Linked DNA regions of Homo sapiens: region 1 is linked to region 2. Evidence: chromatin loops called from intact Hi-C (ENCODE). Cell type or tissue: K562. All regions are shown on one strand. Links, peaks and the distances in the headings refer to the core of each region. The heading gives the core; the rest is flanking DNA.

Region 1 (10,424 bases), core at 852-8,851, 55 kb after region 2:
CAGGATTATAATTTGAATGGAGATGTTTTTGCTACAAAATAGGTAATATATTGAAGAGCAAAGGCTAAAACATTAAAATTCATTAGTTAAAAGGATGACTAAGTAAAAGAATTATGATTATATAAACCAGAACACACATGCTCATACAAACATGCTGGTACACATACACACTACCCTTTTATGTTTACAAATGGGAAGTTTTCGTTTTTGAGTCCATTTAATCCTATTTAATGCAAATACCATTTTCAAAAGTCAGTTCCCAACAACAGGAATTTAGCTTATCTTAAAAGCATGAACCATGTCTACATTTATCTAGTTCATTTTCATAACAGATTAAATCTGCAAAGACTATCTTTAAAATTTATATTTCTGCACAAAGTTCTTCTTACTTTGTTGGCCTCACAGCATACAGACAAATATTCAGGTTATCCCTTTAAACCACTTTGATGTTTCCTGACGAAGACTATATGGAGAAGTATTTTAAAATATTTACAGGAAATAAAAAATAACACTGTGATTATGCCTAGATTTTGGAAAAACTTGTTTATTTTAATGTAATCAATCTTTAATTGGATACATGTGTGTATATGTATGTAACTGAAGATTGATCCAGTATATTCCTAATTCAGAGTCTACACACCAATAATGGTTTTAAAAGCCAAATCCCTCTGCCATAAATTAGTTGTATAAACTTTTTTCAATGACTCAAAGAACACATATAATTATTTTTGTATGCATATTTTTTAAAAGGATTGGGACTCTTCAACTGTCTAGAACTCAGTAATCAAAATATGGACATAATTGAAAAAGGTTCCAATCAGGCTCCATATTTTAGAGTATCTTAAAGCATCACACAAAGTTATAGATATTATTTACGGGCCATTTACCACTCAAAATCTTCATTGAGATCAGTATCATTTTATTAATAACAAAGTTTTCATATGTTCCTGAACACAACAATCAGCATCTTTAACCAACTTGTAAATTACCTTCCTAACTCACCACTATTACTACCAACAGTTACCAAGAATCAGTACTATCTGCTAAGTACTCTGCTAAATGCTATAACTTTAGTATTGTAACCAATTCTTGCTACAACCCTATGAAATATGTTTTATTACCATTGTTAGGGAGATGAAGAAACTGAGGTTTGGAAGTTAAAAAACAACTTTACTCAGTCACCACATTTTTCCACAGACAAGGTGCCAGGGTTCATCTCCAAGCTAGCCTGACTCCAAAGCCCATGGCATTAACCAACACATTGCATCACCTTCCTTTAATGAGTCAGCAAAAAAAATCTTCCTTTACTGAATCAGATTGTTGATCTTTCAACAATCAAAAGAATGTGTATATGGTAGTGTTTTCAGGATTTTTTTCTTATACATTAATTTTGTTGAGAAGTAAAACAGATTTGAGGGTCACATGACTTGATTTATAATCCCTACAACGCCACTGATGAGTCACATACTTAAGGATGAGTCACAGTTTTTGTGACTCTTATCTGAAAATTTGGGATAATTCCTTACAGGATGCATGTAAGGAATACATGATCGTGGTATATGTTTTTGCACCTTGCATACTGCTTGACAGATGGCAGGTAATCACGTTTATTAAATTTTAAATCTATATTAAAACTAATTAAATTCACATCACAGAAAAATAGAAACCAATGAGCCTCTGAAAGACTAGGTATATAAAAAATCTACAGAACACCTAGAGATTATATTTGATTTTATTTGGTTTTTCCATTAAATGTACTACATTTAGTAAATTCTTCATTCCTGTAAATTTCCAAAGATACTTTATAAATTCAAAAGCTTTTGGAATATACTGAACATCAAAACAGAAAAAAAAGTTACGATAATTTGTTTCAGCTTTGTCAAAAATGATCACTTATACAATGTACCACTAGTAAAGGATCTCCTAAAGTAACCTCTGTAGTATATATTAACTTTTCCTATCTTCTTCCCTCAAGGGAAAAGCTGACACTAATTGGTTAGTTTCCTACATTTCAAAAGTTGCTGACATATTTCTCAAAATGGGTTCCTGATCCCATGGGATTTCTATGAGTTAAAGTTAGAAAAGACGAAAATGATGTGGTCAAAATGCCCTGAACAAAGCACTGGGAGGGGTTTATCCAGCAATTATAAAGAGGAACAGTCATATTGTTAACCAATTCCACCAGCTGATCACTTCTGGAAATGATTTACCACATTAAAGCTAACTGTAAGACATTGTGTGAGTGTGTGTGTACACATGCATAGAATAACTATAAGCTTCAATTTAAAAGTCACATATAAAATCAACTTGTTAACTCAGATTTACGACTTACACAAATATTTGAAACATCAAAAGGCTACCAGCTTTTAATTTTGTAGTATTAAGCCATTACCCAGCTGAGTGGCGATGAGGATAAAGTCATTTAATTTCTCTAGACCCAGTTCTCATGAGCTGGCAGGACAAGGAAGTCACTTCTAAAAGTTAACTACTAACAAGGACAGAATTGATCACCTCTCTTCACAGGCTCCTTAGGTTTCTTTTGTAGTCTTTCATTAACTTAATTAGGGTTCTAAAGCCTGACATTCCACGTAGAAGTAAAATGGGCCCAAATTTCAAATGCAGTAGTGAAACCCTCACAAAAAAAGATAAACTGAAAGCAAGCCAAAGATGTTTTCTTCCTGAATACGTATATTTGCTCCTGGTGAAAGGTAGAGCTGACACGCTGTGTGAAAGGAAACAAAGGACCAAAATTTCATAATTGCAACCCATTATTTTAACCCAGAAAATATTAAATTGGGTATAAGGCATTAAAGAAATAGTATTACTTCCCCTTGACTCCATGCTTATAAGAAAAGATTCTTTGATTTGTACTTTCTTCTTAATTGGCATCAGGGCTCATTAATTAGGCCAGGTCATTTATTGAGTATCTGCTACACTATGAAAAGATTCTAAAGGACTAAAAGGGAAGTATACAGGATGCTGTCTCATTTACTATCTCATTGATAATGTATGGAAACATAAGATACTGCCTGTTTACATACTCAGTAAATGTTTGTGAATATAGAAGAGTAAGAAAACTAATTAAATGTTGTATACAACTCTATTGTTGTTTCTAACAAATTAAGTTTAATGTCCTGATCTAATCAAGCACGCTGAAGAAAGAAATACGTTGGAATTTCCCTAGTATGCATAGACTTCATATCTTGCATATTTATTGCTAGAACTACTCTTAGCAAATACTTCCATTTGCTGAAGTTTTAAACACATAATCTTTAAATTTTTATATTAGACACATCAAAAGTCTTTGAAAATTACATGATTTTTCCAGACAGATCTCAGGAAAACTTTGGGCTTTCATTGCCCTATTTCACTGAAGCCTACAAGTTCAAGTCCCACTTATGGCCTCCTTCTATGGGTTCTTACATAAAATTTCCGTAGTTTGTAGGATGTGATGCTGGCCCAGCTGAATGAACCAGGGCCTGGTGCCCAACTCAAAGGCAGATTGCTGAGAGCTAGCCATGAGCCTCCAACGTGGGGCGCCCTGGTGTGTAGTTCTCACTAATGGATGGGATGAGTCAACCCAACCATCCACTCTACCTAGGGAAGTGTAACTGGGAAACATTCAGAGAGAACCTAGAGGCCAGAGAGTGACACAGAAACAGAGAAGTACAAATACACAGGAGAAAGGGCTGTGAAGCAGTAAAAGCCATGAGAAAGAAGACAAGAAAGGCAAGGAGAAAAAAGTTAAGAGGAGGCTGAGGTACAGATGATTTTGCCACTTGGATGGTTCCCCAGTGGAACTGTGTTAGGCCTGTACAGCAGCTATAGAACTATCAACAATGCTGTGGAGTCCTGAATGTTGGTGAATCATCTTCCCTTTTCCTCTTTGCCTGCTGAGACTGTTTGTTTACTTCCCTATGTGTACTTGTAGAAAAGCTTCTCATTTACTGAGGAGTAAGGCGTAAAAGCGGGTCACGGGCGAACGCATATGAGAAACTGGGTCCATATCTGAGCTCTGCCATCGTCAGTGTGACTCTAAGCAAGGCAATTAATCTCTCTGAGCCCACTTTCTGCACACACAAAATGTGAATAAAAACACCTCACTGGTTGTGGTGATGATTAAATAAAACAAGGCATGTAAAGAGTTTAACATGTTGCCCGACACACATTAAGTGCTCAATGCATTTTAGGCATTATAATTACTTTTATTAAAAACCTAAGAATGTCTGTGATCTTTGCAATCTAAAAGAGCTTCATAATTTTTCCTAGTATAACACATAAATAGGAGGGACAAATATATGTGAAACCAGGCAAACTTACATTGTACACAAGCTCTTTATCAATATATACATTTAAAAATATACACAACTATTTGGTATCCAAAAGATGGAGGAAGAAAGGAAGAGTAGAAAGGTCCTCTCCAGGTGTAAGGCAATGTGGGGTAATCTTTAGCTATGCAGGTTCATACACTAGCTTTCATAAAATCTTAGTTGTGCCAAGGTACTGCTGTGTAGTGGGGGTTTGTTCGAGGGATTTGAGGTTGATCTGGGAAAAAGACAGGACCACAGAGGCAGTTAACACACAACAAGCTTTAATGAGTGGTGCTTTGTACAGGGTTGCATGGGAGGGCATCCAGAGGCTTAGGGTGAGGAGGTCACCATGCAGAAGGGGAGGAGGACAAAGGAACTCCCAAGGGAGAGGTGCATCGGAATGAGGGCTTAGGACTAAGTGATGTCACTTTGCAGCATGATGGAGTAACTCTATTATCAGAAGACCTTGAAGGGCAGTAGCAGCTCGGTGTCTTAAAACCACAAAGCTCTATCTTATCAATGGCCAACAGATGCTAGGTAAGGTTTCACAGAACGTGTAAGGCAGGCTCTAAATGCTAAAAATCTGCTTGTTCGGGCTATTTTTAAAATAATTAGATGTATTAAAAATTAGTTTGGTGTTGGCGGGCTCTTGAATTAACGGGTCTCAGCCTGCAGTGAGGAAATAACCTAGAGACCAACAGACAGAGGCCATGTTTGGCTCACTTATATAACAGTCCGCTGTTTGTCATGAAAGGGAAGAAGTTCTGTGGTCCAGTGATACTCATGTCCCTGCTGTTCTTGGGGACACAAGGGGCTGTGTCTGATTCAGGCAAGGTCTGAGGTGGAAGAGCAATCTAACTCACTGATTGTTAAACCTGAAAGTGATGTGCCATTTCTCTTAAAACTACACTTAGGGTTGATGCTTTGAAAAACAGTGATTTTAAAAGCCTGACAGCAATTTCCATCAAACTTTGCTTAAAATTACTTGGCTGTCATATAAAAGTAACTTCTAGAGCTTTCAGATAAAATATTTTTAGGGTCATTGAATTAACCTTATTTCTTTCAATCTTTGGTGGAACTGGAAAACAGAACGGAGAGACACAGATAAAAAGCAACTTGGGGGAAATTAATTCACAATTTCTCCAAACCTTCACTTATCCATTGGAAGAGAATTTCTCCATGGATCAAGAAAAGACGGCAATCTAACCACCCCTTCCACCGCTTATCTAATGCTATCCCCACCACCTACATTTCCTTATGGGAATGAAGATCTGGAGGGCCAGAAGGACAACTGGGCAGCAAGAGACCTGATACTAAGGCCGGTCTATCACAGCCACATGGCAGAGCAGGTCACAGTGGATAAGCCTGAGGCCAGCTGCCTCAGGGTCTGCCCTTCTACCCCTTAGTTCTCTCATCTTTCAAAAAGAATAACCCATTTTAACAAATGCACCACTGTGGGTTGAGGTGCTGAGACTGCGAGGTTGTGCCTGTGTGGGGACAGGGTGTATATGGGAACTCTCTATACTTTCTGTTCAATTTTGCTACAAGCCTAAAACTGCTCAGAAAATACAGCTTACTAAAAAAGTAAGTATTATCTCCCTTACAGCACAGTGAGGAGATCAGGTGTGACAGGGCACCTGACTAGAAGACACTCAATGAGCCTGGCTGACCTTTATCCACTCACGCCACCTCCTCAGAGTCCTCCTAGGCTTCAGGAGGTTAAACAGATAAGGGAGAACTTAGGAAGGAAGTTCTCCTTCCTTTGATGCTTTGACCTTTAGCTGAACTCAGAGTGGGCAGAGCAATTACGGGAAAGGAAAGAAAAGAGGCTAATGTCACCAAGAGGTGACAGTGCAGAGCCTGATGTGACTCCGCCTTCACAAAGACTGCCTGCCTGGAGTCTACCACAATTACATCTGAAAGTATTTAGCACCCTCTCATGCAACAGGTATCAAGATGCCACCCAAGACAGTCTTAGGAATGATCCTTGTCCTCACATCATTCCTCAGTGAGCGAGGGCCACCTCCAGTCACCTTCTAGCTGTCATCACCCAGTATGTGAAAAAAAGCCCTCTAGCCATGATAGTTTCCAATTTTACCCCATATGAAATTCAAATACTCATTCACATGCTTTGCTCTTTCAAATGCTGAAATAAATGTATCCCCTTCTCTCTTTCCCAAAGGCTGTCAAGGTGTTCTATTTTCAAGATTCTTTACCCCAATGTTACAATGACAATCACTACTTAGTAGCTACGGTTGCGAGGATGAGAATTATAAATGGGAATAAAGCAGTACTGCCAGATTTAGGAAATGGAAATATTACACAGAACCTACTTATACTAAAAAAAAAAAAAGTTGTTTATCTGAAATTCAAATTTAACTGAAAGTGCTATATTTCATCTGGCAACCCTAGGACAATGGGATAGGACACATTCAGTTCCTGGTTCTGAGTCCACTGTCTGCTCTCTGGTTTGTGCCCTGTTCTGTGGTAGGCTCGAAAAAGGGGTCAGAACATTTGAAGGGCCAGACAGGAACAGAACCACCAGGTCTAGGGCAACTAGAAGTGAATGGGAAACGTGACAAAACGAGAGTCAAGCCCCTCACTAAAGCTATTTAAAAAAAAAAAAAAAATCAAAACTACGCTGGCTAAGGGTTAAAAAAAAAAATCCGTGAGCCACAGTTAGCCCACAGCCCAGCAGTTTGCACTGCAACCTCTACTTTACAGGCACGCGTCTAGAACTAACCACTCTGTTTTTAGGTCTGTGGGCATGTGGCTTCCCACCAGCCCTGGTTCCCATAGCTCTGTGAGGAGCTTCTATTCCACTTCTAGCATAGGCTGCCCTTCAGGGCCAGCTTCCCGGACTGCTCTGGTAGCAACATATGTGCTATCTCTTTGCCACAAATTAGCAAAAGTCTTTGAGATCTGAGGTGCATAAAGCATTATGTGTAAGCTTCTCAACAATTCTTTCACTGGATGAGCAGTAGTTTCACATTTTAGAAGTATTATTTTGTTCTACAAATCAAACTGTAGGAGCTGTCGTCATCATGGGTTATGGAGGCCGAGGCTGTAAAGGAGGAAGTGAATTAACTTTGTCAAACAGCTACCACACTGCACTGTGAGGGGAATTTGATATAATTTAACACATCCAATCCTTACAACACCCTCTCTGGGGTATTATTATCCCTGTTTTACATATGAAGCTGAGGCCCAAGGTAGTGTAGAGAAGAGCAAGGCTGGAAACTCTCTCACGCTGATTTTCTCCACTATACACTGAACAGAGCCCTCACTTTTTTGCTGCTTGCAAACCTCAGACAGTCATCTGAGGCCTCTGAGCCCTCCTGCTCCTCCATGCACAGAAGGCAGCTCTATCTGGGGTCTGAGAAGCTGTGGCCAGGCCTGGCACCAAAATGACACATGCCGAATCAGGACTGGGAGCTGGCTCAACTGAAGACCCTCACAGCACCACCTTTCCTTGCCTGCCCTACATCCTTCAATTCTCACAGCCTTCCTCCTCCTCCACTTCGGCTCTCAGCTCCAGCTCTGTACCTAACTTTTCTCCTCCTGCCCTGTATGCTACTGGGGCAGACAAGATGGTGTTGTCCTATTCGACCTGGCCTGTCACTAGATTTATGGAAAACCATGAATTCCTCTCCTCATGCCAAGCTGCTGTCTACAGCTCTGATATTTTCTGAAGTTTACTACCACCACGGGAGCTAATGTGGACCAGCTTCTCTTTCCTCTTTCTGTATTACTCGACTTCTTGTTGCTATGTGTGCAATTCGTTTGTTGCCAGGTACTCGAGGTTGCCTCTTATCTACTGAGTGGAGAATATATATATATGGATGGGGATTTTCTTCAGATTGAGGTGTCCTGAATTCTCCTACAGCCAATTTTAATGTACTTCTAAGTTGGCAGGAGATATATAAAGAAACAGTAATTATTTAATGCTATTGCATGAATTCTAATGTGCCACTGAGCATTAATTCCCCAGTGAAATGAAAGCGTGGTTAGCAATAGCAATTTCTTTAGAAAAAGAGTCAGAATGACTGATAAAGCCAGTTTTAAAAAATGAGAATTCTAGTAATCACTACTTGTAATGGACAGATTGTTCTGTTTCTAAGAAGTATCTCGTTCTCCTAAGGAAAACCCAGTGTTTCCAGTTCTAGCTAAAAAAATTGGATCATATGCATTTAATGGTTCTCTTTTTTTATGGCCAAATTTTGACATTATTTTATAAAAACTCTTGTGCTGTTACCAAATGGCAGAGGGTACAGGGGAAAAGAAAAAGAATAAAGAAATACTTGACCAAAATATAAGTCCATTTCTCTAAAACATTCTAAGGGATTATAATTTAGCAACTCAAAAGTTAGAGGTCAGAAAAGGGCTTATTCATAGGTGAATATCTAGTCCATTCCTTTTTGGAAGGAAGCACTATTGCTGAGAACACTTTCCTTACATAGAACAGTTTGGCATCAGCTTAGGGTCTACCATTTGTAGTTATTTCCTTATCAAAAATATCTGTCTTGTGGTTGATGACTATGGTCTCCAGGCAGAAGCTGTCACTGAGTTCAGAAGTTGTCACTTTGTGTTTAAAGGTTTAACCTCAGGGTTTTTGGTCTGTTTATTCGGCAGATTTTTAATTAACACGGAAACTTTGAATTCATTAGATTAGCTGTGCTAAGACCTCTGTGGTCAATGTGAGGCCAGCAAGTGACCCCTTGCAGGCCTGTGGTGACAGGTGATCTCCCTCACTTGGTCCCCAGGCCAAGATCTTACAGGGCTTTCCCAACATGGGAAGCATCAGCAACTACAGATCTTTAGTGATCAAGAGAAAAAGATATTCATTTTTGTGGGTTTTTTTTTTTTTTTTTTTGAGATGGAGTTTTGCTCTTGTTGCCCAGGCTGGAATGCAGTGGCGCGATCTTGGCTCACTGCAATCTCCACCTCCCGCGTTCAAGCGATTGTCCTGCCTCAGCCTCCTGAGCAGCTGGAATTACAGGTGCCTGGCTAATTTTTGTATTTTTAGTAGAGACGGGGTTTCGCCATGTTAGCCAGGCTGGTCTCGAACTCCTGAGCTCAGGTGATCTGCCCACCTTGGCCTCCCAAAATGCTGGGATTACAGGAGTGAGCCACCATGCCCAGCCAAAAAAAGGTATTCCTTGCTGGGATATCACAGATGCTCCCTTAATATCCTAAGGAGAGCTAAAAAAGTGTGCCATAGAAAACAAATACTATTTTCATGTAATGTCTAATCTCAAAAGTTTTTTTTTAATACTTGTAATAAAAAGGTAAGCCCAAACATTCTAACTCATACATATATCATTCCACAACTTCAAATTTTCACATTTTAATTTTTGCAGCAGTGACAAAATGATTTTTAAAATTGAAATGTGCTATCTTTAAAAGATTTGTTTATAGATTTGTCAACCTTATAAAGACTAAGCTTTTTCTTTTAGATTCCTTTTTTAAACTTTACAAATACTATGAGGTTATCACTAGTATTACTAGTAGTTAATAAAGTTACTAATTATTTAGTGATCGATGAAAATGAATTAGCTTGAATTTCATTAAAATGAGCAAAGTCAGATATAGTTACCTTTTTAAATTACATTTTTTTATTATTATTATTCTTTTTTTTTTTTTTTGAAACAAGCTATCCCTAGAGTCAAGCCCCATTCTTCAGTTAGCAAGAGGAGAATTGTAGGGCACAAGTATTTCCCTTTTATCCTTTCTTTTGTGTGTGTATGTTTTCTAAAACAGACTTTTTTTTAAACAGAAGTTTTAGATGCACAGCAAAACTGAGTGGAAAGTACAAAGTTCCTATATATCCTCTGTACCCCAAAGGCACAACCTCCTCACTATCAACATTACGCACGAGAATCGTACGCTTATTACAACTGATGGACCTACACTGACACATCATTACCACCCAAAGTCCATGATTTACATTAAGGCTCACTCTTAGTGTTGTATATTTCAATGGTTTTGACAATGTATAATGGCATGTATTTACTACCATAGTATCATAGAGTATTTTCACTGCCATGAAAATCCTCTATGTTGTGCTTATTCATCCCTCTCTCCAATCCCCAGTAATTTACTGTCTGCATAGTT
Region 2 (10,424 bases), core at 709-8,708:
GAAAAAGACCCCAATTTCTCCTTCACTGCCTATTATACAGATCTAACCCAGATTAAGTCATTTTTTATTTAAATTTACTGATATCACCACAGGGCTCCTATGAGTAGTAGGCAGGAAGATATTAATATTCTCAGTTAACAGACAGGAACAGCGGCCCCTTCCCATATCGGGGTTTTTGCACTTGCAGTTTCCTCTGCCTGCAATGCTCTTTCCTGAGCCCTCTGTATGCCTTGCTCATTCTTACCTTCAGGAATCTGTGTAAATGTCCCCTCGAGAGGTCTTTTCCTAACCACCCCACACAAAGTTGGCCATCCTTATTTATTATATCACCTTGTTTCTTTTCCATTATTTATCATGTCTTAATTATTTTATTTGCTTGTTTATTGTTTGATAACTCCACTAGATACGATCTCAACGAGGGCATGGAAGCAGCTGGCACTCAATAGATGTTCATTTAATAAATAAATGAATCAATTTAAGATTAATGATTAGGTGGGCACAAAAGTAATTGTGGTTTTTGCATTGTTGGAATTGGCCGTTTGATACTGGAATACATTCTTAAATGTGGTTATGTTACATATAATTTTAATGGGCATTTCTCGCTTTATTAATTTTTTCCTAATGAATTATTGTTTATTTTATGTTGATTTTAGACTATGGAAAGGATGTTAGACAAAAAGCAAATTTGAGTGATTTTCTTATTTGAGTTCAAAATGGGTGGTAAGGCAGCGGAGACAACCTACAACATCAACAACACATTTGGCCCAGGAACTGCTAACAAACATACAGTGCAGTCTTGATTCAAGAAGTTTTGTGGCTGGGCACGGGGGCTCATGCCTGTAATCCCAGCACTTTGGGAGGTGGAGGCGGGTGGATCACGAAGTCAAGAGATCGAGATTATCCTGGCCAACATGGTGAAACCCCGTCTCTACTAAAAATACAAAAATTAGCTGGGCGTGGTGGTACATGGCTGCAGTCCCAGATACTTGGGAGGCTGAGGCAGCAAAATCACTTGAACCCGGGAGGCGGCAGTTGCAGTGAGCCGAGACTGCGTCACAGCTCTCCAGCCTGGTGACAAAGTGAGACTCTTGTCTCAAAAAAAAATAAAAAAAATAAGTTTTGCAAAGGAGACGAGAGCCTTGAACATGAGGATCATAGTGGCCAGCCATGGGAAGTTGGTAATGACCAATTGAGACCAACCATTGAAGCTGATCCTCTTACAACTACATCGGAAGTTGCCACAGAACTGGATGTTGATCATTCTATGGTCATTTTGCATTTGAGGCAAGTTGGAAAGGTGAAAAAACTGGCTAAGTGGGTGCCTCATGAGCTGAGTGAACATAAAAAAAAAATCGTCGTTTTGAAGTGTCTTCTTCTCTTATTCTACACAATAATAATGAACAATTTCTCGGATTGTGATGTGCGACAAAAAGTGGATTTTATATGACAACCAGTGATGACCAGCTCAGTGGATGGACCGAGAAGAACCTCCAAAGCACTTCCCAAAGCCAAATCTGCACCAAAAAAAGGTAATGGTCACTGTTTGGTGGTCTGCTGCCGGTGAGATACACTACAGCTTTCTGAACCCTGGTGAAACCATTATATCTGAGAAGTACACTCAGCAAATAGATAAGATGCACAGAAAACTGCAATGCCTGTAGCTGGCATTAGTCAACAGAAAGGGCCCAATTCTCCATGACAACGCCCGACTGCACGTTGCAAAACCGCTTCAAAAGTTGAACAAATTGGGCTATGAAGTTTTGTCTCATCTGCCACATTCACTTGACCTCTTGCCAACCCATTACCACTTATTCAAGCATCGCGACAACTTTTTGCAGGGAAAACATTTCCACAATCAGAAGGATGCAGAAAATGCTTTCCAAGAGTTTGTCGAATCCCAAAGCACAGATTTGTACACTACAGGAATAAACAAACTTATTTCTTGTTGGCAAAAATGTGTTGATTGTAATGGTTCCTATTTGATTAATAAAGATGTGTTTGAGCCTAGTTATAATGATTTAAAATTCATGGTCCAAAACAACAACTACTTTTGCATCAACCTAATAACATACCTGGGGCATTGTAATAAGAAGCCATTGATATTACATTGTTTGCAAAGTGCTCCATCCCGTTCCACTAGTTGCTACTGTCTGAAAATAATTATCTCCAGTATTCTAGAGTCTCAACCTTTGGCACAATTACAAAATATTTTTAGATAAAAATATTAATTAGCTCATTGATACTTGAGTCAAATCATACACGAGACTGAATCAACTTCAATCTCAATGTTTGATTTGTTATCTCCTCCTGAGCTCTGATGAGGTTACTAGAGGAAGAATCCAGATTCTGAAAGAGAACATCCTTCTACCTAAACTGGTGAGCTTATAATAAAACTAGCTTGTAAAATTAAAATTGTTGAGAGAATGAAGGAGGCATATCACAAATCATTCTAAAGGGCAATTAAGTTTTAAGTAGCACATATTAGATGATGTGCTGAAAAGCAAATTTTTACAAAAAGTACACTAAATGGCACTTTAGTGCTACTTCAAATGGGGATAGGCATGATGGAGAGAGCCCCGGACCCAGGTCCTTGGACTGGCTGTACTACTGTTTCCATGTGAGGCCTGAGCGGGTCAGTTAACTCTTCTGGTTCTCAATTTCCCCAGAAAAAAGAGGGAGAGTAAGGCTGATCATTTCTGTTTTTGATTTATCACTGGAAAAATAAGTACTCAGAAGCTACAAAACTAGTACTAAAATGTGACTGGGAAAAAAGCAAGACAAATATCATCTTTTGAAGATAGGAAATGTTAATTTGCCAACCAATTGTTCACCAATCTTGGTTTCTGGTGTTTGTTGGTACCTCTATTTGGTGGGGAGGATTTTATAAAGTTAAGAGAGTCAGGTGAAAAATTACAGTTCATAAAATGTAATCCTTGCTAATAGAAGATATTTTTAAATGTCCACTAAAAGAAAATATGGTTTTTGTACAACTAGCAATCAGTTTGGGATGGGCAGACATCTAATGATCCAACAAGAATTTTCTAAAAGATTTTGCATTCTAAGGATTCTGATTACATTCATAACAAAAGTCAAAACAATGTAACTTGCTGAAAGAAGGGTGGTAAAATACGATGCAACAGTTCTTTCGAGCATGTAACTAACAAATAACTTTAAATAAAAACTTTTATAGCCTAAAGTTAAGAATTTCAAAATAACTACATGAAAACTGTATCTTTTCTTTACACGTAAGTAACATCATCAGTCTTATTGCTGTTTTTGATCAACGTTTTAAAAACTTCAAAATTTAAAATCTATCAAATAAACACATTTATCTTTTTACTTTACCCTGACAGATAGTATCAGACAAGGCTGTAAACAAGACATATGGTTTTCTTTGCCTTCCTAGTTTGCAGTTCCCTAAAGAACTATGTAGGAATATATACATGCCAGAGCAAAGAATAAGGAAAAAAGAAATGAATAAGAACAGATGGCTTTGGAAGGAAATATTTTCAGTTCAGACATGCTTCAGTTTGAAATACACAATCAATATCAAAGCTTTTCTTCAAATGCTCATGTTGAAAACTTCACCATTAAAAGATCAAACACTAGTTCACCATTTGTACAAGTACAGTTTACCTATTACTCATTTTCACTACATAAAGCTTTCAGCACAAGATGCCATAGACACAACAAATATCTTTGGCTGCAAATAACTAAACCCATATACTGTTAGTTGAGTTGATAAACTTGCACATAATATGGGCCAAAATCAATCACTAAACCAGTAAGTACTTATTAAGCTATTCTGGCTTTTTAGAGTAGACCCTTGAAAGATTTAAATATCAGAATAAAGGTATGTAAAAATAACTAATCCAGCAGAAACTTAGAGCTGGAAGGGACATCAAAGGTCATCTAGTTCCATAATCTGATACACAGATGAGGAAACTGAAGTTCAGAGAGGGCCTATTCTCCTAGTTAAATGCTCTGATGTGGGATGGTTTACTGCCAGCTACACCCAAGTGAATACCAGCTTCCTGTCATCTCAGAGACGGGTGATCCTTTTGATCCAGAGGGACTCTCCCCTGTGGGCACACATCTTTCTTTCACCGTCTCTTTCTTTCTTCTCATTCTGTTTCTGTAATTGATCAAAACCTAAAACCGAAGTTTTAAATTAAAAAAAATTATGTGTTGTATTTGTCAAATTTCATTACAAACTTCATTTTTTAAAAAAAATATATTTAATTAGATGACTGCTTTTGTCAATTACTTTGTTTTTCTCCCCTGTGATTCAATACAATTCAATTTTTAGCCTTCAGGCAATTAGATGAGAAGAGTGTTGCTTATTTTCCTGAAATATTAAAGCACAGAGATCTTCCCAACTTGTTTTTTTTCAAAATAAAAAGGCTACACATGCTATCCTGCCAATAACCATCAATTATAACCAAGAAGAATCAAGGTAGCTGTCCTTTAGTCTTGAGTTTACTAATATATAAAAGCATAAAATTTAAACAAAGGAAAACACTTCCAATTGTAAGCATAGTTTAAAAATCTAAATGTAGAATGTTCTAGTGAATAGGCACTTTAGATTTATCTAGCTTTTTAAAGATATTTATTCTCATGAAAAAATAAGAGGTAGTGAAGAGAAGTGGCTTTTATGCTATCTCCTAGTCAAAATGAGTAAATGTTGATAAATGAATGAATAAAATTGTATCTCATTATTTTTTTTTTTTTCATGAGAGAGGACTCTCATTCATTCCCTAGTTCCTGAATAGAGAGGGTTTTATAAAGTTAAGGAGGCAAGATGAAAAATGGGGAATGCTGGGAAGAACTTCAGGCTGTTGTTCAGGGCATGGATATCACCACTGTCCACGTGAGCAGCAGTAAATGCCATGTTCTCGTGGCAGTGTTTCCCTGAGCATCAGCGTGGTCAAGGCTGCCTGGGAACAGGCACACTGAACTAAGAGTCAGGAGCCCTAGGTTCTGGTTCAGGGCTTGCTACTCACCAGTTATGTCATAAAGAAAATGGGTCACTTCACTGTTCCAATTTTCTCTTTTGTAAAATGGGAACACTCGATAAGACACTTCCTGAGGAACGTTTCTGCTCCACAGGACAGGCTTATTTTAAGACTTAATAAGCATTTACTACATATTTACCAACGTGGTAAGGGCTATACGAGAGATACATGAGAAAAAATTAAATCCCTGATCTCAAGAAGCTTACAACCAGGAAGGTAAGTCAGCCATATAAAACCATATAAGCATAAGATATACAACACAAAACAATACAAACCATAGGTAGAGAATAAATTAAGTGATACATGCTGTAACTGTGGGAATTTTTTTTAAAAAGTGAGTTAGGTCTAGGGGGAGAGGTAAGGTTGAAGACGTGACACTTATATAGATGCAGGTATGTACTTATTTGGGAGAAGGTATGTACATGTTTGTGTATGTGCTCTGGATTAATGTGGAGGAAGACAAGAGATAAAGCAAAAGGGAAGAGGAAGTGCTTTTCATGATAGCGAGCAGGTGGAGAGCTAGATTACTAGGGTCTAGAAAATGGTGAGAGAGAGACAGATTAAATAAGATAAGCTCATGGCCTTAAATACCAGGAAGAGAAGTTTAAAAGATGGTTAAAAGAGCACATCAGATGTCTTAAGGAAGTCCTAACACTACTTTAGTGCCTCCCATTTATGGTAAGTGGAGAGATTTCTGGGTCATCAAGGTTATGAGAAATAGGGCAGGAAGAAAGGCAGTAGCTCTCATTGGTTATGGGACTTTTCTGAGTGTAAGAGGCAAACATATATGAACGACAACATCAAAAAAAATACTGTATTGGCTACCTGATAGAAGGAAAATAAATCTTAAGAAATAATTAGGGTCCTTTAAAAAAATTTTCCTCAAGAAGAAAGTATATGCTTTTGTACACATAAATAAGTAGCGGGCTGGGAGCAAGGAAATAGTATGATAAAAGTTACATGTCCTTCTAATATGCATTCAATATGGAAGTTAAAAAAGGGAGAGGAAACCCAATGGCTATACAGCTCTAGTGCTTCAAACTATTCTTAAGTGTACCACATGTGTTATTGTAGGCTTTCTAATTACTAAAATACCTGCCCAAGAATGATAAATAATAATAAATTACAGCAAGAACACCACAGTAATCCAAGTCATTATACAGTGCCTAAAGCTACTCATTCTATCTCAATTTTAGGTTTAAAAAATGGGCAAATCGCCAACATGACATTTAGAAAAATATGCAGTATATAGTGAATAATGTTTACACTAAATATGACAAATAATTTCTGAAAATACATTTCACATCAAAAGGAAGACATATTTTAAAAAATATAATGCCTACTAAAGAGATGGGAATTATGAAAGCACACATACTCTATCTGGCTATGATTTCTAACTGAATTTATGGACTCCACTACATAGATGTTAATATGTGACATCATAGGGTTAAAATTGGGGATGTTCTATTTACTACTGCTTTCAGACATCAGAAATCATTAAAATATACAAAATCCAGGATTGGTGATCTTTGTTCAAGAAAAAGACAAAAGAAAAAATGATAGCCTCATCTGTGCATATACAGTTGGACCTTTGTATCTGTGGGTTCCACATCTGTGGTATCAACCAGTTGCAGATCAAAAATATTTGGAAAAAAATGTATGGTTGCATCTGTACTGAACACGTATAGACTTGTCATTATTCCTAAACTACACAGTATAACAACTATTTACATAGCAATGACATTATATTAGGTATTATAAGTAATCTAGAGATGATTTAAAGAATACAGGAGGATGTACTCATGTTATATGCAAATACTGTACCATTTTATATAAGGTACTTGAGCATCTGTGGATTTTGGTATCCTCAGGGGGTCCTGAAACCTACCCCCACAGATACCTAGGCATGACTGCATATCATAATTCCCTGACATATTTTAGTTATGAAGCATTCTACACTAGTGAATTTTTTTCCTGTTAACTGAACCTCATCTCTGAAGAGCATCAAAATATTTATAGTTTAATAATTTATATAAGTTTTAAAGACATGTTTATCTTTTTTTTATGATTCGGTGAAATGTAGAATGATCCTGCCTTTACTCAGCATCACCATCATATGCATACAGAGCTGGGACTAGGTGATGGAGTTTTCCATTATCACTTGAACAGTCTGTACGATCTTGAACGCTCACTTAACCTCCTTTCTGTGCCTCAGTTTCTAAATAAGTGAATAGAGAATAATCTTCCCAAATCACAAGATGGTTATAATTAAAGGAACAAGTGTTTTTTAAAAGAGCAACAATAGTTATTATTCTTGGCTATAAGATAGTGGTTTCCTCAGGAATAATAGAAGGATACTAGGCCTTTTGTCCACACACTAAATGGTCCAAAAGCTGCTGAGCTTTCATGTCTGCTTTCTATAGTCCTACTGCTTCTTTGAGTTACTAGCTATCAGTTCATTACAATGAGACTTCTCACTGTTGTATTCATTCTCCTTCTGAGTTGCTGACTCATTTTGTAAACAGTTACCTGCACAAGGATCTGATAAGTCAAATGTCCTTCCTCTATCTTACGGTGAAGGGCACAAGCTTCAGGACATGGTCCCTTTTTGTGTCACATGCCTGAATTTGAACAATTAAACTCTATAGGTATGAAAGAGCAATTAATTACCATATTATGTAGTAGTAATAGTTTGCAAATTTACAAAGTCAACTGAATACCTATGTATACAGGTTTTGTTTCTTTTAAAAAATGTAAAATGTAAGCTACTCATTTTTTCATTCTATTTAAGCAAATGTAAACCTATCCAGTACACACCTAATACCATTAGGCAGGTGGTTTGTTATTTCTGCATAATCCTCCTTTATCATATATTATACACTGATACCTTTAAATTGCCTTTGGGTACAGAGTATATAGTTTTATTTCAGCTGACAGATGAGCATTTTAAATTATCAAATGGTGACACTGCTGGACAGAAAATTTGGCATCAATGCAATTTTTGTCTTATGTTTGTGTCCCTCCAGGCAAGTTAATTAAACTCTTAGTCTCAGTTTCCTCATCTACAAAATGGAAAAACATATTTGTACACCTTGAAACTTAGAGAAGTTCTCTTTTTCCCCATGCCAATATTAAATTTTTATTTTCTTAAACAATGAATACATTCTCATTATTGAAAAATCACAAAATTAGACATAAAATATAGAATCTTATTAATCTTGTCTACCCAGAAATAACTATTAACATCTTAAGTGTCTAAATGGTATTGATTGCATTTTTTTAAAAAAAGATATTGTTCTATATATACTATTTCATAATGTTTTAAACCCATCCCTACCAATTTAATCTACATTGTATACAACATTCTATATCAGGGGTCAGCAAACATTTTCTATAGAGGGTTAGATAGTAAATATTTTAAGCTTTACTAGTCACATACTCTGTCTCACGTTTATTTTTAATAATCCTTTAAAATTTAACAACCCACTCACAGCTCTGGTAGTATAAAAACAGGTCTTGAGCCAATTTGGCCAAAGGGCTGTAGTTTGCTGACCCTTGTTTCCTATCACTGGATACATTTCTGTAACATCTTTTTAAAAATAGCTGTATCATACACTAGTTCTGGTATAATAAGGATACACCAGAACTTATTTAGCCAGTCTTCTATTAGTCAATATTTAGGTTTCCCTTGTTTTGATATTACAAACAGCTTAGAATGAACATCCCTGTACATACTTATTTGTATATATAACTATTTCCTCAGGTTAAATGTTTGAAAGTGCAATTTCTGGTCAGCATTCATTCAATTCATTCACTCACTCACTAACTATAGCTGTAGGGTCAAAGTAGCCATAGACAAAATGTGAATGAATGGGCTTGGCTATACTTTGCTAATCCCTGAATTTTGCTAATTTACTTGAAAGCATCTTTATCTTTTTTTCATTTAGAGGCTTTAACATATTTTCATATATCCCATTTCATGACAACACTGCATCTGTTTTTAATAGATCAGTGTTATATTCTTACAGTACTATAAACAACTCAATGAAACAATGCCCTGCCTTAATAACGATCATCATCAGAACATCAAAATGTCACATAACTCAGTATCTTTTTTATTAGAAGAGTTTTGAAAATATCAGACTGAAATAGTTTGGCAGGCAAATGCCTCTTTAGAATACAAACACAAATAATAACAAGAAACATAATTTATGTTGTCCATTGTAGCTACTCATGCACTATCTAAATGTCTTGTTTTTTTATTGTTTTTTTTTTTTTTTTTTTTGAGATGGAGTCTCGCTCTGTTGCCCAGGCTGGAGTGCAGTGGTGCGATCTCGGCTCACTGCAAGCTCCGCCTCCCAGGTTCATGCCATTCTTCTGCCTCAGCCACCTGAGCAGCTGGGACTACAGGCGCCTGCCACCATGCCCGGCTAATTTTTTTGTATTTTTAGTAGAGACGGGGTTTCACCGTGTTGGCCAGGATGGTCTCGATCTCCTGACCTCGTGATCCACCCGCCTCCACCTCCTAAAGTGCTGGGATTACAGGCGTGAGCCACTGCGCCCCGCCTATTGCTTTTTAAAGCTATTGCACACACGCACATATTTCAACATAGTTGAAACTTTCTAAATTACAAACTTTCAAAAAGGAATTGCTTGCATAATTGACCTTTTAAAAATGTTAATCCATTTATTCAACAAATATTTATTTAGTGCCTATGTACTTAGGCACCAAGTTGCACAAACACTTGGGATACGTAAGTAAACATGACAGCTGTGGTCAATGACTCATAATAACACTTGTTTTTGAAGTGTAACACTGGAAAAATGTGATACATAGGAAAAGGATCAAGTAATAACTTCCACTCCTCTTCAAAAAGAAAATGAAGACAAATACTATGAATACTCCACAAGGTAATCAGATAAATCCTCACCATCAACCTTACCACATACAATTGGCAAATTTAGAAAGAGAATAGCACAAAACTGTAAAGAAAGTTCATGGAAGTGTTTTTGAAGATCTTAAACTCAGTTTTAGATAAAACTGACTTTACCCAATATGATTTATGTACATTACATGTATATGTTTTCTTCTGAGACTGGCCAACATCCTGAAGGTTATTGTTCAGACAAGAATCATCCTAAGTAGTGAAGTAACTGATCTATTAGATTTGTTGAAAAGGACTAGTTCTAAAAGAAAGAGTGAGATAGCAGCATGTGTGTTTAAAAAAGATCCAAAGCTCTAAGTGGAAAAAACATAGGCGGGCAAGGGTTAAAAGGGAAATAACAGAAGTGATGGTGGATGGCAAGGCAAGGGTAAAAGGGAGTAACAGAAGTGATGGCAGATGGGTGGCAGTGCAGAGTCCCGTCCTGGGGCCAGGCACCAAACACCGGCTGTCTATAAAACCCACA

The links. Hi-C counts contacts between places; a loop is a spot of excess contacts. Peaks named below come from ENCODE experiments on the same cell type or tissue, not always from the same donor. Only the 100,000 strongest peaks of a DNase experiment are listed, where the experiment ranks them.
Region 1: it touches region 2 in a loop (3.0-fold over the local background); 5 of 110 quality-filtered maps call a loop at or near these places.

The regions. Positions count from the first base shown.
Region 1 is chr6:119,307,012-119,317,435 of GRCh38, forward strand. The region is part of intron 2 of MAN1A1 (mannosidase alpha class 1A member 1); the gene reads right to left. Among named protein-coding and RNA genes, the nearest start is that of MAN1A1, 38 kb to the right of the region's middle. RefSeq lists a silencer at 5,973-6,267. In K562, for the core only: no CTCF peak of the experiment used is centred there; DNase peaks (open chromatin) are centred at 1,460, 4,720, 5,090 and 6,070.
Region 2 is chr6:119,251,697-119,262,120 of GRCh38, forward strand. All of the region lies in intron 5 of MAN1A1 (mannosidase alpha class 1A member 1), which reads right to left. Among named protein-coding and RNA genes, the nearest start is that of MAN1A1, 93 kb to the right of the region's middle. In K562, for the core only: no CTCF peak of the experiment used is centred there; a DNase peak (open chromatin) is centred at 5,545.